2 separate regions of the Homo sapiens genome follow, and region 1 is linked to region 2. A link is a contact called in ENCODE Hi-C data. All regions are on one chromosome and are shown on one strand. The core of a region is the stretch at or near the end of the contact, and the rest is flanking DNA. Distances in the headings are between cores, read along the strand shown. Region 1 holds the start of NCAM1 (neural cell adhesion molecule 1). Region 2 has its middle 60 kb from the start of NCAM1.

Region 1 (7,489 bases), core at 1,883-4,382, 59 kb after region 2:
CTTTGTCCACGGCTACATCCCCAGTGTCCAGAGCAGTGCCAGGCACTTAGTTGAGAATCCATAAATATTTGTTGAATGAATGAAAGGAACTTGGATTTCTTCCTCTGCCTCATACTTCCATCTTCACAACATACCCAGGTCCACCTGTTCTTATCTTATCTTGGAATTGCAAATCTGGGCTCCTTTTTGCCTCCTTTCCCACTGTCGCTTTCTTAATTAGTCCCTGTCACCCTATCCAGAGCTATCATGGCCTCCTAGCTTGTCTCCTTGCCATGGCTGTCTTCTTGGACCATTCTCTGCTTCCTCTCTAAAGAACTTTCTCTCTAAAGCACAGTCTGGAGTCTCCTTCCTCTGCCTCAATCCCATGGATGTTCACTTTGTAGATGCTCATTAATGTGTGCCTGACAGCCTGGGCCTCTCTCTGGGGAGAGAGGTCCAGTGAGGGCCACAGTTTTGTCCATTTTAAAATGAGGATCAGGAAGGGATTGAAACGCAACAGAGCTCACAGATGTAGGCACCGACTAGCGGAGATATACAGAATTGGAGACAAGTGACATATCCTGTTAAAAGAATTTGGGAGTGATACTGGGAGTGTGGACTGGAATGACTGGGGCAGCATTCTAGAATGAATCATTACAACAGAGATCAACAACCACACGGGGTAGGGAGGGGCTGGAGAGAGAGAGGGAAAAAAAAGAAATTCAGTCATACTCAAGTGAGATTGGATTTCCACACTTGCCTACATTGAAAAGCTAAAAATAGGGACATTTGGGGAGAAAAATAGTGAGGAGTCTTTTAATTCTACTGACAGGACTATAAGGAGGGAGGTTTGCAGGGAAGAATGTGTCTCTCACTCTTAGGGGCAAAATTGGAAAAATTTTTATTTTGGGGGCCCCAACCTTCACTCTCCCCACTCTACCCCCTGCCTGTTCTCTCTATCTTTCCTCACCATCAAAACCTCTTTTTTAAGGAAAGAGTCTGATAACATTCATTTACATAAATCTGTAATATTTAATGTGGTGATTTTAGATGTTAGAAGCAGAAGTCTGAAATCAAAGACACTTAAATACAGCAACCATTAAAAAAAGACGTATATAATTCACTGCATCTAGCACAGGGCTAAACCCAGTGGTTGCTCCGCAAATATTTGTTGAAAGATGTTCAAAAAAGCCTTATTTATATTATCAAACTCCACAAACAATATAAATATGCAAAAATGGGGAAACCATTGCAAAATCATCCATATGAAGAAATATTACATAGCTATAAAAATATCTAGAAAAGCTTTTTAATGATCCAGAGGAATAAATGCTTATACTGATGTTAGGCAAAATCAGCAGGATTCAAATTGCTACTATAATATGTCAATTATAAAAATCATATGCACATACAGAAGACAAAATCTATGAGTATCTCTGGAATCTGTGGGATTTGGGGTTATTTTTAGTTCTTTCTACTTTTCTGTACTTTTGAATTGTTTATACTTGGAATGAGAGAAATAGCCCAAAGTAAACGTTGTGGAAGATTTACTTGGGGGAAGAAATACTTTTCAGGGGTCCAAGCTAATTACACTGTACTGGTGTGGCCCACTTGGTCTATTATAGAGGAGGAAAGTGGGGAAGAGATGGGGCCTGTCCAATAAGGATGGATGTCCTGACAGTAGAGGATGGACTTTTAAAAACTGCTACAGCGGCTGGGTGCGGTAGCTCACGGCTGTAATCCTAGCACTTTGGGAGGCTGAGGTGGGCAGATCACGAGGTCAGGAGTTCGAGACCGGCCTGACCAACATGGTGAAACACCGTCTCTACTAAAAATACAAAAATTAGCTGGGCGTGGTGGCGCGCGCCTGTAATCCCAGCTACTCAGGAGGCTGAGGCAGCAGAATCGCTTGAACCGGGAGCAGAGGTTGCAGTGAGCAGAGATGGCGCCACTGCACTGCAGCCTGGGCGACAGAGCGAGGCTCCATCTCAAAAAAACAAAACAGAAACAAAACAAAACAAAACAAAACAAAAAACCTGCTACAGGAGTGGGGAGGCCGACCTTTGAAGAAAAACGGAGTACCCGGTAACATTAGTGCTTTAATGCCTTTGAACTTATGCAGACTTCCTCTGTTAGAGGGTTTCAGTGTTCTAGGCTAATGGGTTAACCTGACATCTAGAACACCTTTCTCACATTAGTTCCTTACATACCCAAGCCTTCAGGTGCTGAGACATGATTCTTTTCACCCCGCTTTCTCCACCCCCTACTTTTGAAAACACGGGTGGAATTTTAATTAAAGCCTATTGTGTTGGTACCTCAGTAATATTATACATTAATATCTTTAAGAATTAAGGTCACGTCCCCATGTAAGAAAATATTATTTAATGACGCTTCTATATCATAATACCTATATAAAAGCCTGGCTATTTTAATAAAGAGACCACAGATTTCAGAATTTATAAACAGGAAAACATTTTCTTCGGGTTATTTCTGGAAATCTCTTCCAAACATCGGAGTTTTCTTCTAACTTAAGTCTCTTCCCACCTCCTTCCCAGGGGATCTGCTGAAGGGTGTTGTATGTCTCTCTGTGGGAGAGCAAACTTCACAGTTAGGATAAAACAAACAAACAAACAATATCCAAACAACACCCAGCAACGGCAACCCCCATCCCTCTCCAAAGTTCTAATTTCCCGCACTTAAAGTCCTGGGCTATCCTTGTGTTGCAAGGATCTTAGAATCGAAATGGAGGGATTTGACAACTTTACCTAACCAAATCTAAAATTTTGCTTTTATTATTTACTAGTTATCAAAATATGCAAACTGCTGATTAAGGAAGGCTGGGTAGCAGGAGCGCCTGCGAAGGCGTAGGGTAGAAGTGTGAAAAGAAATCCCAGCTCTCCCAGGGAGACTGCGTGTGAAAGAGCCCGGCTCCCCCAAAAGCTCCAGGCCGCGTTTTGCAGGCTTCCGCATCTGCCTCCCCTGTCTCTCTTACCTCCTTGATGTTCGGCACTATTTGTGGCCGGCGTGGTGGAAGGACACAGTGAGGTTCTCACCCCCGCCCCCCGCTCCTCGCTCCCATCCCAGTTCCATCAAAACGAACCCGGGCCAGCGCAAGGATCTCCGAGTTGCGAGTGTGCTGAGGCTGGGACTGTCACTCATTCTCCGATCAGCGCGTGAACGCAGCTCGGCTGCCGCTGGCAGGAAACAATTCTGCAAAAATAATCATACTCAGCCTGGCAATTGTCTGCCCCTAGGTCTGTCGCTCAGCCGCCGTCCACACTCGCTGCAGGGGGGGGGGCACAGAATTTACCGCGGCAAGAACATCCCTCCCAGCCAGCAGATTACAATGCTGCAAACTAAGGATCTCATCTGGACTTTGTTTTTCCTGGGAACTGCAGGTACATTTTTTTTTTTTTTAATTCTCAATCTGGTTTGCTAATTACCCCTTCCTCCTACTCCTAGGAGGAACGCTATTATTTTGGGTGGTTTTACGTGGACTGCTAAGGCTGGTCATTTTCGTTTAGCTGTGAAAGGAGCGCGTCGCCCTTGCTGCCCAGCCGAACCCCGCTCCCTCCAGGGCTGCGCTGCACGGGGCTGCCTCCCCGAGCCGCCAGCGCCCGGCGCCCCTCCGGCGCGTCCGCCCTTCCCACTTTGTGCGCCCGCGGCGGTGGGAGCAGAGCCGGCCGGCTCCTGGGGACTCAGCGGCCGCGCTGGTGATGGGCAGCGCTCCTTCCCCAAAGGCGGGCGGCGGGGCGGGGGAGGTCGCGGCTCGGGTGGTGCCGCCGCACGGGCTCGGATTCCGAGGGGGAAGTGGCTTGTCAGCCCCGGCTCCGGGAAGAGTGAACAATAAGGCTAGGGCAGCCGCCCCAGATCGTTATATTCCTGGGTCTAATAAAGTCAGGATCGCTGCTTTGCTTCCCCCGCCCCAGAAGAATAACGGTTTGCAAAATGGGGCAAAATGGGCAGAATCGCACGGCCGTTGTTGTTGGTGTGACCGTTGTTGCACCCCAGTCGACATGACGTTAGTTTTTCATTTGCCAAATTGCTGGTTAGTTGCAAAGCCTACCCTCGGCCGCGAGCACTGAAGGATGGGAGGGTCGAGCGCCGCGTTTTGACAGGAGGAAGTGCGGAGGGGCGGAGGGCGAGGAGGGCGTGATTGGGGCTGCCTGGTGTGTGCGCGCGCGTGTGCGCGCGTGTGTCTTTACACGCGCCGCGTGCCCAGTGTTGCACGGGGCGGGAGAAGAATGGCAGGTAGCCGCCCGAAACACCTCGCCCTGTCTCCTTTCTTTGGGCGAGGTTCCCGATCCTGGCAAAGTGTGAACAATAGGGAGCTGGGAGGAAGACAGTAGTGATGCTGCCGCGGGTGGCGGGGGTTGCGCCGCCGCCCAGAGAACCTCGGCAGTGTGCAGGGAGGTGCATTTCATTTTGGCTATTTCCATCCCGGCCTCCCTGGAAAATTCTTCTGTGCGTGCCCACCCTCCCCTCCAGCTGTCATCCCCCCACCTCCACCCAAGGATTTGCGCTTTGGCTCTGATGGACGGGAGGGAAGGAAGAAAAGCAGGGGCCGCAGAGAGCTGGGTGGGTTGGGCGGACATTCTGGGCGGGGGGCGTGTGCTGGGAAGCGATCGAGGAAAGCCGGGCGGAGGGGCTGTGTGTCGCGGTCGCAGCTCCAGGTACCGTTGTACCTGCCCTGGACGGCCGACCCCCGGTTGGGGAGCGCACGGGGCGGGCCAGGGAGCACCCAGTGCGCCCCCTCCGCGGGCGGCACAAGAGCAGCGCTCGGCCGCCGCCTCCAGCCAACTCGGGTCCCTCCCACGGCGACCAATCAGTGCGAAGCTGGCTGGGCGGGAAGCCGCGAGAGGCTTTTATTGCGGCGCGGGTGGCGGCCAGGAGCTGCCAGGACAGTCTCCCGGTGCTTCAGCCTAACGGTCTCGCTCACTCACCGCCAAGAGAAACCCCGCCCTGCGGCCGGTCCCCCGCCTGCCCGGCAGTTTCCGAGGAAATAAAATGGAGACTAGGTGGTCACCGGGAGTGCTCCTGGTCCGGCCGCCCGTGCTCGCCCACTCTCGCCTCTTTCACGCCGACTTGGAGCATCCCACCGCCCCCGCCAGCGCTCACTCTCGCGCCGCGGAATCCGGGCCTGAGCGCGTCGCCGGGGAGGGCATCCTGGCAGGCACACCTACGCGCGTGCGCTGACCGGCCGACCGCGGGCCGGGGGCTCTACTGACGGCGGGGCGGGGCCGTGGCAGGGCCCGGAGAGGAGGGGTGGGGACCAAGCCTAGTCCGCCTGGCCCTGGGTCTCCGCTGCCACCTGGGCGGGGGCCACCCCGGTTATGCCCCTTTCCGCGGTGCCCGTGGGTGCCGCGACGCGACCTGTCCACATGGGGCGGGGGAAGGGGGGTGTTTTTGAGACATCCTCGCCCCCGGGTGGGAGCGTGACAATGGAGCCCGGATATTTGGTGGGCCTTTTGGGGGATCGCCTGGCGGTCCTTTCCATCATCGTGATGGGTACAGTCATCAGTATTTGGATCCCGTGGAAGTTGCAGGCCCAGGAATTCCCACTGGGATGTTCCTGGATGCCCAGGCAGGGGAGGCATTCTAACCAGTGTTCCCTGGAATGAAAGCGACCTCTTTCCTGGCCCGGTACCTTGAGGATGGGAAGAAGGCAGAACGTGAAACACATACAAGGTTGCTTAACAAAAGAAAGAAGTTGAATGGTTTTCCAAAGAGAAATAATTTCCCATTAAAATGTCTTTTGTACCATAGTTTTTTTTTAAAAAAATCAAAGAATTCAAGTCAAAGGGTTAGAATGAAAATGAAAACATAACAACAAGTATATATACATATGTATATATATCTGAGGTTTTTTTTTTGTTTTTTTTTTTTTTGTTTTTTTTTTGGACTCAAATGTAGCATGTCCAGGGCAGTGGTAACTGAGTTTGTGTGCTCGGCTGGGTGCATATGAAAATTTACATATAAGGCAAGCTAACCTTAATACGTCAAGTGAGTCCGATGGGCTGCCCCTCTCCTCTTTCTGTGTCCTCTGCTCTTTAGAAATACAATGAAAGGTTGTGCAATTGCATAGTAAATTTGAGTTTATTCTAGTATAAATTTTGGATGTTTTGAAGAATTGTTCGCTTGAACGATCTGGAATGGTTAAGTCACATGTTTACTTGATAATTTTGCAGTCTTCTGCCAGTTAAACTTGCAAGAGTCAAGGAATGGATAGGACTGGGTTTCTAACAAGATACCATCGGTTAAGAACAAAGAGCTACTTTACAAAAGCTAACATTGAAATCAAGTAGTATATATAATATCTCTCACTAAGCAAATTAAGGTGCGCTTCCACAAAGTTGACTGTGAGCACAGTTATAGTGAGCCATATATTTTTGTTGATTTTCATTTGAAGACTGAGAATGTGTGTTTTTAAACAGAATTTCACTGAATGTAATAAAGGCTATATAAGAATGTGGAAAACCTTTCACAACTCTAACCAAACCCTAGAAAGATTATTTTCTTTCAATAAATACTAGCATATTTAGAAATATTAATAACTGATAATTTGTTTTAAATCCAACAGAGTTATTAAAAACAGGGAATATAATCCAGACATTGTAGACGTGTGGGCTATGATTTATGTAAGTTTTTGAGTTACTATTCCCTCTATAAAGGTCTTAAAGATCTGCTAACCTAGCTAAGCTTCCATTAGTCTTTAACTGTTTTCTTAAGTTAATGCTTTATGAACGCCCTCTTTCTTTCCCTAAATTGTTGAACCTGATAACTTCCTTCCAGATACCTTTATCTAGGATTTTTTTTTTAAAAATGGAATACCAGAAAATAGCAGGACATATTCTTGTTTAGTAAAGGAGTTTCCTCTAAGTCTTACAATGATAATTGATTAAACTAAGAATATGTTGATTTAACTGGTGACTGGTTTCTTGAGTTTGATAGTTCAAGAATTAAGATAGTAATTGCAAAGAAAAAAAAATCCCACATCAAAACTGAAAAAAAAATGATGTGGGTGTGCTATTTGTAAGGGATGTGGGTGTTTACTGAAGGCAGCAATAAGAAGGAGAAATTAGTCTGTAGCACCCCCAAATTCCAAGTTTTGAACAGTGCTTCTGTTTGGAATCCATTTATCATTAATTGAATTCCTCAGATAGGTAATATGTAATTTAATGGAAGTAACCTATATCTGTATTTTTCTGTCACAAGGAACAATGTCTTAATTGCCTTTCAAAGTAAACAGCACCATTTTGTCACTCAAAAGCTAATCTTTAGACATGTTTTTGTTCACTACAGAACCCAGTTTCTCAAATTATAGAGAGCATTTTGTAAAATTTACACTGCTTAAATAATGGACTCTGGAATTTCTGATGCAACCACTTAATTTTTCAAGGTGATGAAGCCTCTGTTAAGTATGAGTTTGATAAATTTCTCATAATTTTGTCTTTAGTATTAAAGAACTGTGGCTGCTCTCCAGACTGAAAGTGGCTTCAATACTACTGGC
Region 2 (7,257 bases), core at 3,395-5,894:
GCGAAGAATGAAACTCACAAAGTATTTCAATGACTTGTGACCCTAAGCATGTCCCAGCACCCAGCACTGTATTAAATGTTTACCAACACGATATCAGAATGCATGGCAGTCTCACTGGACATGGAAGTCTGCCAACCACTCTGTTCCAAAGAATCTGTCAACCAGGGCAGATCTATCAATATCAGTGATCAATGTGATGATTATGGTCAGTAAAGCAGACTAGCATTGTTTAATGGGCATTTGTCCTTATGACCCTTGGTTTGGCTGACATCCACCCCATGCAAGTGGGAAGGCTGGACAACCTACAACTTTCAAAGGAGGCTGAGTAAAATCTTAGGGGCCTGACATCTGAGTCCTTTTCATAGCAGTGGGAATGCACATTCCCGACTTGGCCCAGGGGACACCAGAGACACGAGTCTTGACAAAGCGTACTAGAGAAATACTGGGTTTTCCAGTTGGTATTTTTGGTAGATTGACTGAAAAAATGGCCTCACTTATTCTTTTCCCAGAGTTTGTGACCTTGGCAATGTGAGTTTGTAGCTCTTCCTGTGAAGAAGTGGAATCTATTTCCCCACCCTTGAATCTGGGCCGACTGACTTACTTTTGCCCATTGATTATGACACAGTGATGGTATATCAGTTCTGAGCCTAGGGCTCAAGAGGCACTTTGTGCCTTTACTTACAATCTTGGAACCTCAACACCATGTGAACAAAGCCAGGCTAGCCTGCTGGAGGATGAGGGACCATGTGGAGGAAAGCCCACTCATCCCAGTCAAAGCCATCCCAGATCAACCAATAGCCAACAACCACCACCCCCCTAAAAATGTGAGAGAGACCAGCCAAGACCCCCAGAGCTGTCCACCTGACCCACAGATGACTCCTGGTGAATAAGTGAGCCCAGCTGAGACCAGAAGATCCATCCAGCTGATCCATGCTCAGAAGCCATAATACTTACTAGTTCAAGCAATTCATCTTTGGGGTGGGTGGCTGTTATGCAGCAACAGCTAACTGAGACACTATTTTTTTAAATGTTGAAGTCAGATAAGTGGCTCTGTGAAGGAATTTGCTGAACCTTCCTTAAATTATAGTATATCACACCTTAAAAGGGAAGCAGTGTCAGCTTCTACACCACATCGATCCAGTTAGACACCACAACTGCCCTCATGGGAATGAAGTAAAGCCATGTCTCACTGGCTGCAGGCCACTTCCCATTTTGCCTTCCATTGTGCCTCTTACTCTGTTCTCTTTTTCCTAAGTCTTGCTCACTTCATACCTTGATTCCTTCTTTCCATCTAGACCTTTAAGTATAGAGACCTAAATAATATTCTACCTTCTCAATATAGAAAGACAAAGAAATATGTGCTATATTCTAGAAAAATTTTCATTGACATTGGCTAACATAGTAAAAGTTTTACTACTTAAAAGAGTGAGTTCCAATCATTGGGCCCGTGAGGCAACATTGAACCTCTCTGTAAAGCAACTAGCACGTGGTATTCTTCCAATTCACAGTACATAACAGTGATCTGGAATGGAGCAACTGAGTACTGACTGACCTTCTATGTGCTTGGCGTTGTACCAGGTGCTGTGGGGAAGATACAAGAAGTAATGCAAACAGGCAAGTCAGTGTGAAGCCGGGAACCAAAGTGAGATCTCTGCCACATTCACTATTAGTTGGGCTCAAGGGATCATGTGAACCCATTTCTATCCCAAACACAGTCTGTTAACTTCAAAATCCTTTTCAACAACATTATGGAACATTTAGATGCCCTCTCACTACAGTCTCTGATTTCATAAGCCCACATCTTCATGAAATAGGGATGCTGTTTCTAGCTCCCTTAGGTTTCTGAGAAGGCAAAATTAAAATTCACTGATTTAAGAAATGGACTCTGTTTTATGCAAAAACACAAAGCCTGTCCCTGCACAGTCATGGTGTAGTGTCCCAAGGGAATATTCTATGTGTTTTTATTCAATTTTATGTGCATATCTCTGGTTGAATTTTCATGAGGTTTTATTTACTTTTTTTGCAAAGTCCAAATTCTCTCTGAGATACACCTTAATGAAGAGTAGCAAACCACTTATAAGGCTTATAATATGCTCTAGTAATGGGAATTAGATGTCATTATCTTTTGTGAAGGCAGCAAATGGTTGTCTGAATTGAGTTGATTTTGGTGATACATATTATAATGGAACAAATTACTAATGAAGTGCTAAATTACTGGAAACATCCTTGTTACTTATGAAACACTTTGGTTAATTAGGATGGGAAAAATAAACGGTTGAAGCACATTTTAATACCTCTTTTGAGGCCAGGTCAAAAGTGAACAGATGTGTAAACCCACAGCCCAGCCCAACATAGGCTTCCAACTACCTGTGAGAGATGCTCTAGGGAGGAGCTTCTGACCTTCCGAGTCCTGAGCAGACCTTGAATGTATCAGCAGATGCCCTTCTCTGTCTAAAATTAGAGGCATTGGCCAATCAGCCACTACCTATGTTTGTTTTTAATGAGCATGGAAAATACAGCTGGGAATAAAGGAAAATGGAGCTTGCAGGGGGTGGGGGGGAATATGGAGATAGAATAATAAGGGGATGTTTAATATTGTCTATTTTGAAATCTCTTACTTTTCAGAACACAACATAGCTGAGAAGCAAGGATGTTACTCAAGCCGTCCCTATTCACAACGTCCCTCTCCCATTTTTCTCCATTTCGTAGCCTTGTTCTGTGTAACTGGCTTCCAATCATATCACCTGTGCCCAAGTTCTTCTCTACTGGGTATACTTCTGGCTTATGAGTTTACAAACCAAACTCACCCTGCCCCACCCCACAGGACAGTTGAATTTCAGGCCCCAGCCATTATGCAGTAAATGAGGTACAGGAACAAAGTCAGAAGATCCCAGCTGCGGCCCAGAAACTGCCACTGGCTAGCCGTGCTGTTAGAGAAATCCACTTCACCTCTCTGAACCTCCATGGTCTACTAGGTATTGGTAATTTGAAAGATTAAAAACAGCAAGCTCCTTGCCCACAAGGAGCATTGTAGCTGAGGAAAGAGTCTTGAAAATAAATAATTATTAAGTTATGGGACACATATTAATAAAGCCTTAGTCAAAATGTTGTGAAAATATTGAGAACAGAGGAATTAACTGTGGCTGGGAGAGACCAAAGAAGAATGTATAGAGGAGAAGATGTTTGAGCAATACTCAAGGGTGAGTGGCTGCTAACCAGGAAGTCAAGAACTTTCAAGGCAGATAAAATAAATCATGCCAAGGTGTAGGATGAGCAGGACTGCATGACAGATGCCAGAAACTAAGCATGACCTTGAACAACTACACAAGTTACAAGTGGCCAGCAGTTAGGTTCAAAAGTAGACAACATCTAAGAAAGGATGGGCCTCTTCTGTCAGGCTAAGGAGGTTGCATTTAACCTATAGACAGCAAAGACTCATCAAGGGTTTTTGAACAGTAGGATTGTCAGACAAGACCAGTGCTTACAGGAGCACTCCGACCTACGTATGGCACATGGGTTGGAGAGGTAGGCTGTGGAAGCAGGGAGGTCAATGAGAAGAGTACTATGATAGGGCAGTTAAGAGACAGAAAGCAGTGGTGGTGCAGGAGGCAGAGCTCAGAGATTCATAGAATGAAGAACTGGGAGAACTTGGTGCTTAATTAGATGCAGGGTGTGTGGGAGAAGCAGATGTCAGATTACCCACAAAGGTTCTGGTTTGGATTCATTGATAGAGATGCAAGATCTCTGCGGAAAAGACTGAATGGGAGAAGATGAAAAGTGATTTCTATTTGGGACCATTTGTGTTTAAAGTGCCTAAGAGGAAGCCAGGTGAAGATACCTGTGGGCTGTAAGATATCCCACTGTGGAGCTGGGGATTTTGAGTTAATGGCACATTTGAGGGGCATCTATGGAGGTGATGGTTGATGTCATGAGTTGATGAGACCAGTCAAACAGAATGCAGAGTGAAAAAAGAACAAGATCAAGGACAGGCTTATATGGAAGGGGCAGTATTTAAAGACTTGGCGAAAGAGGAACCAGCAAGACACTGAGTAAGGGCTGTCAAGGAAGTGGGAGTTCCAGAAGAAGGGGGTCTCTGAAGCCTGAAGGAGAGTTTCCTAAGGAAGCAATGAGCAGCATCCAAGTGGCAAAAAATTCAAGCACTAACTGGGAAAGCGTTCATTGGTTTTGACAACTGGTGAGTTATTGATGACTTTGCAATAAGCGGTTTCTAGGAATGATACCTAAAAGATGGATTGCAGAAAGGCAAGGCAGGGTTACAGGCAGGCTGTGTGGTATTCGAGTCAGTGAGTATCGGCTACCTTTCAATGTATTTGCACTGAAGGGAAGAAGATAATTAAAGAGGTGGCTGGAGAACAACACAAAGTATAGCAGATTTTTTTTTATTTAAAGTGGAAGAGATTTTAAGCATATTTACAGTGAGAAGACTGGACACAGTGATGGCCAAGATTCCTTCCAACTCTCTTGTACTTTGCTTCTAAGAACAGAGGGGAACCATCTCCTGTTACTGGAGGAATTCCAATACAAGAAGAAATATGAGCTGGAAAATGCCAAGTTACTCGACATGGTTACTAGTGTTTCTGCCTGCCTGACCCTCTCTCCTTCCCCACACCAGGCCATTCTCATGAGCTCTGAGCACAATCAGTACTTTAGGGAGGCTCACCAGGGCCCAAAGGCATTTCAGCCTGTCAAAATTTACACCATAGATTCCTATCACATCCACCTTCTCATCCAGTATTGGCAGACAAAAGCTTCTCTGACCTCAAAGAGTCACCCAGAGAACTGCCTGGTATTCATCCAAGGTCCTGAAAGCAAGTGAAACCATGACCAGAGTCAAATGGAAAGCAAGAAGCAAGGGAGTATGGGTGGGAGAAGGAAAAAGAGAAGAAAGCTCTTGCAAAATTCATTTCCCTCTCTCTTAGGAGTTTCCAGCAGATCTTACATTAGTTATCTCTGCAGCTTTTCCCCTCCTGTTTGGTTTAACATTCCCAAGAGAATACCCAGTTGAACATGAACAACAGAAGACTTAAGCACTCAATCTATTTTAATCCTTTAGCAACATAGCTCTGAAATAATTTTTAGAAGGCGTTTAGACTTTCAGGAGGAAGAATCTTAACTTCAGTGAATTACTATTTATTGAGGCTTTGATAAATGTTTGTTTTTTTTTGCTGGCAGGCTGCTTTCTGTAGCTCATTAAAGTGAAGATTATCTCTGGAGGAAGAAAAGCACAAGTCTGGTTTTCAGCCTGGGTAACGGAGTGCTAGAAATACAAGTAAAAACTTCCACATGATCAGTTTTAATCTCACCTGCTGAGGTGGTTTTTTGCTACTTAATGATATATTTTGGAAATGGATGTGACATCAAAGGTCATCCATAAATAGAGCTCAGAGTGAAGGGAATGAAAATCACAAATTAGATTCATTTGTTGTGCTAGATAGGGAAGTTTCCAATCTTCATTCAATTTGTGACATAGAGAATCAAGCAATGGTTCTGGAGCCTGCCTTCTGAAGAGGAGGCTTGGGGGAGGCTCAGTCATTTTCGTGTTTGCTTGTTTTCTCTGTCCAGTCATGTGAAAAAAGTTGGCTGGGAGGTTTTTTCTTTATTATTGTTGTCTATGACACAATCGCTACATTATACTGGAGCCTTTTGAAAAGCCGGTGTACAGCTCAACTGCCCCATTACCATTGTGCTTGAATGGAACACGATGTAGCCTTAGGGAAGCCCAGGATTCTCTACAGTGGCATGGGAGAGGGGCTGCTGTCTTCAGAATTTTCAGAGAATATGCCAAAACCTGTACAGGCAACACGGAATTCTCAAGGGCCTCTGTCCTGTTTTTTATGCAAAGGATGAATCTCAGCTCTTGAAAATGCTGCTTTTGAAATCATGTAAATGATTACAGGCACCCTGACTTACAATGGTTCAATTTACATTTTTTTTTACTTTACCATGGTGCAAAAGCGCTATGCTTCCAGTACAAACCATACTTTGAGTACCCGTACAACCATTTTGTTTTTCACTTTTAGTAGAGTACTTAATAACATAAGATATTCAGCCAGGCACAGTGGCTCACGCCTATAATCCCAGCACTTTGGGAGGCCGAGGCAGGTGGATCACCTGAGGTCAGGAGTTCGAGAGCAGCCTGGCCAACATAGTGAAATCTCCTCTCTACTAAAAATACAAAAATTAGGCACACATGGTGGCAGGCGCCTATAATCCCAGCTATTCCGGAGGCTGAGGCAGGGGAATTGCTTAAACCTGGGAGGCAGAGGTTGCAGTGAGCCGATATTGTGCCACTGCACTCCAGCATGGGCAACAAGAGCGAAACTCTGTCTCAAAAAAAAATTGTTTAAATCATGAGATATTCAACTCTTTATTATAAAATAGGCTTTAGGTTAGATGATTTTGCCCGACTGTAGGCTACTGTAAGTGTTCTGAGCATGTTTAAGGTAGGCTAGGCTAAGCTATGATGTTTGGCAGGTTAGGTGTATTAAATGCATTTTTGAAGCAATGATATTTTCAACTTGTCAATTGGTTTACCAGGACATAACTCCATCATAAGTCAGGGAGTATCTGTACACCCTGGGAAATAGTGACCCAAGAAGTTTGTCTTCTGATACATTTCTAGAACTGAAATAACAAAGGTGAGGATGTTACACCCCAAATGGAGTTCCTCTCTGCCCAAATCTTGATAATCTTGATGTCATGGACAGAGCACAGCCTTCCAAACCAAAAAGTTCTGGCTTAACTCTTGCCCATGACACTGGCCAGCTGTACTGCAGAGCTTTCCTGGCCCTGCTTACTCATCTATAAGATGGGGGAAAATAGGGCATAGCTCACAAGTGGTGAAAAGAATGATAGAAAACAATTCAAATGAATTTTCATTAACAAATCTTTCTTGAGTGCTTACCATGCATCAGGCACCAGGCACTGTTCTAGATACATAGGATAGAGCAACAGTGAGCAAAACTGATTGTGGCCAGGTGCAGTGGTTCATGCCTGTAATTCCAGCACTTTGGGAGACTGAGGCAAGAGGATTGCTTTACCCCAGGGATTTGAGACCAGCTTGGGCAACATAGCAAGACTTCATTGCTACAAAAATCAAAAAACAAAAAATTAGCTGGGTTTGGTGGTGTGCGCCTGTAGTCCCAGCTACTCAGGAGGCTGAGGTAGGAGGATCACTTGAGCCTGGGAGATGTAGGTTGCAGTGAGCTGAGATTGTGCCACTGCACTACAGCCTAG

What was found. A loop is a pair of places that touch in the nucleus more often than their neighbours do. Pooled maps may share reads with other maps.
Region 1: a map of dorsolateral prefrontal cortex shows a loop between it and region 2 (12-fold over the local background). The contact joins the promoter of NCAM1 here to the enhancer-like site in region 2. A Hi-C loop is called at or near these places in 2 of 168 maps with a recorded cell type or tissue (both dorsolateral prefrontal cortex) and 6 of 50 pooled maps.

What each region holds. Positions count from the first base shown.
Region 1 is chr11:112,958,288-112,965,776 of GRCh38, forward strand. NCAM1 (neural cell adhesion molecule 1) reads left to right here and starts at 3,133. Exons shown (of 20, transcript NM_181351.5): 1 at 3,133-3,377. The coding sequence starts at 3,326. It overlaps NCAM1-AS2 (NCAM1 antisense RNA 2), which reads right to left and starts at 5,173. Exons shown (of 3, transcript NR_120563.1): 1 at 4,923-5,173; 2 at 3,080-3,189; 3 at 992-2,564. RefSeq lists an enhancer at 3,076-3,853.
Region 2 is chr11:112,897,892-112,905,148 of GRCh38, forward strand. No RefSeq gene overlaps it. Among named protein-coding and RNA genes, the nearest start is that of NCAM1, 60 kb to the right of the region's middle. Within about 2 kb of position 4,645, at least 5 of the 41 ENCODE cell types and tissues checked have a DNase peak (open chromatin) inside an H3K27ac peak, as active enhancers do; they include dorsolateral prefrontal cortex, where a contact is called at or near this core.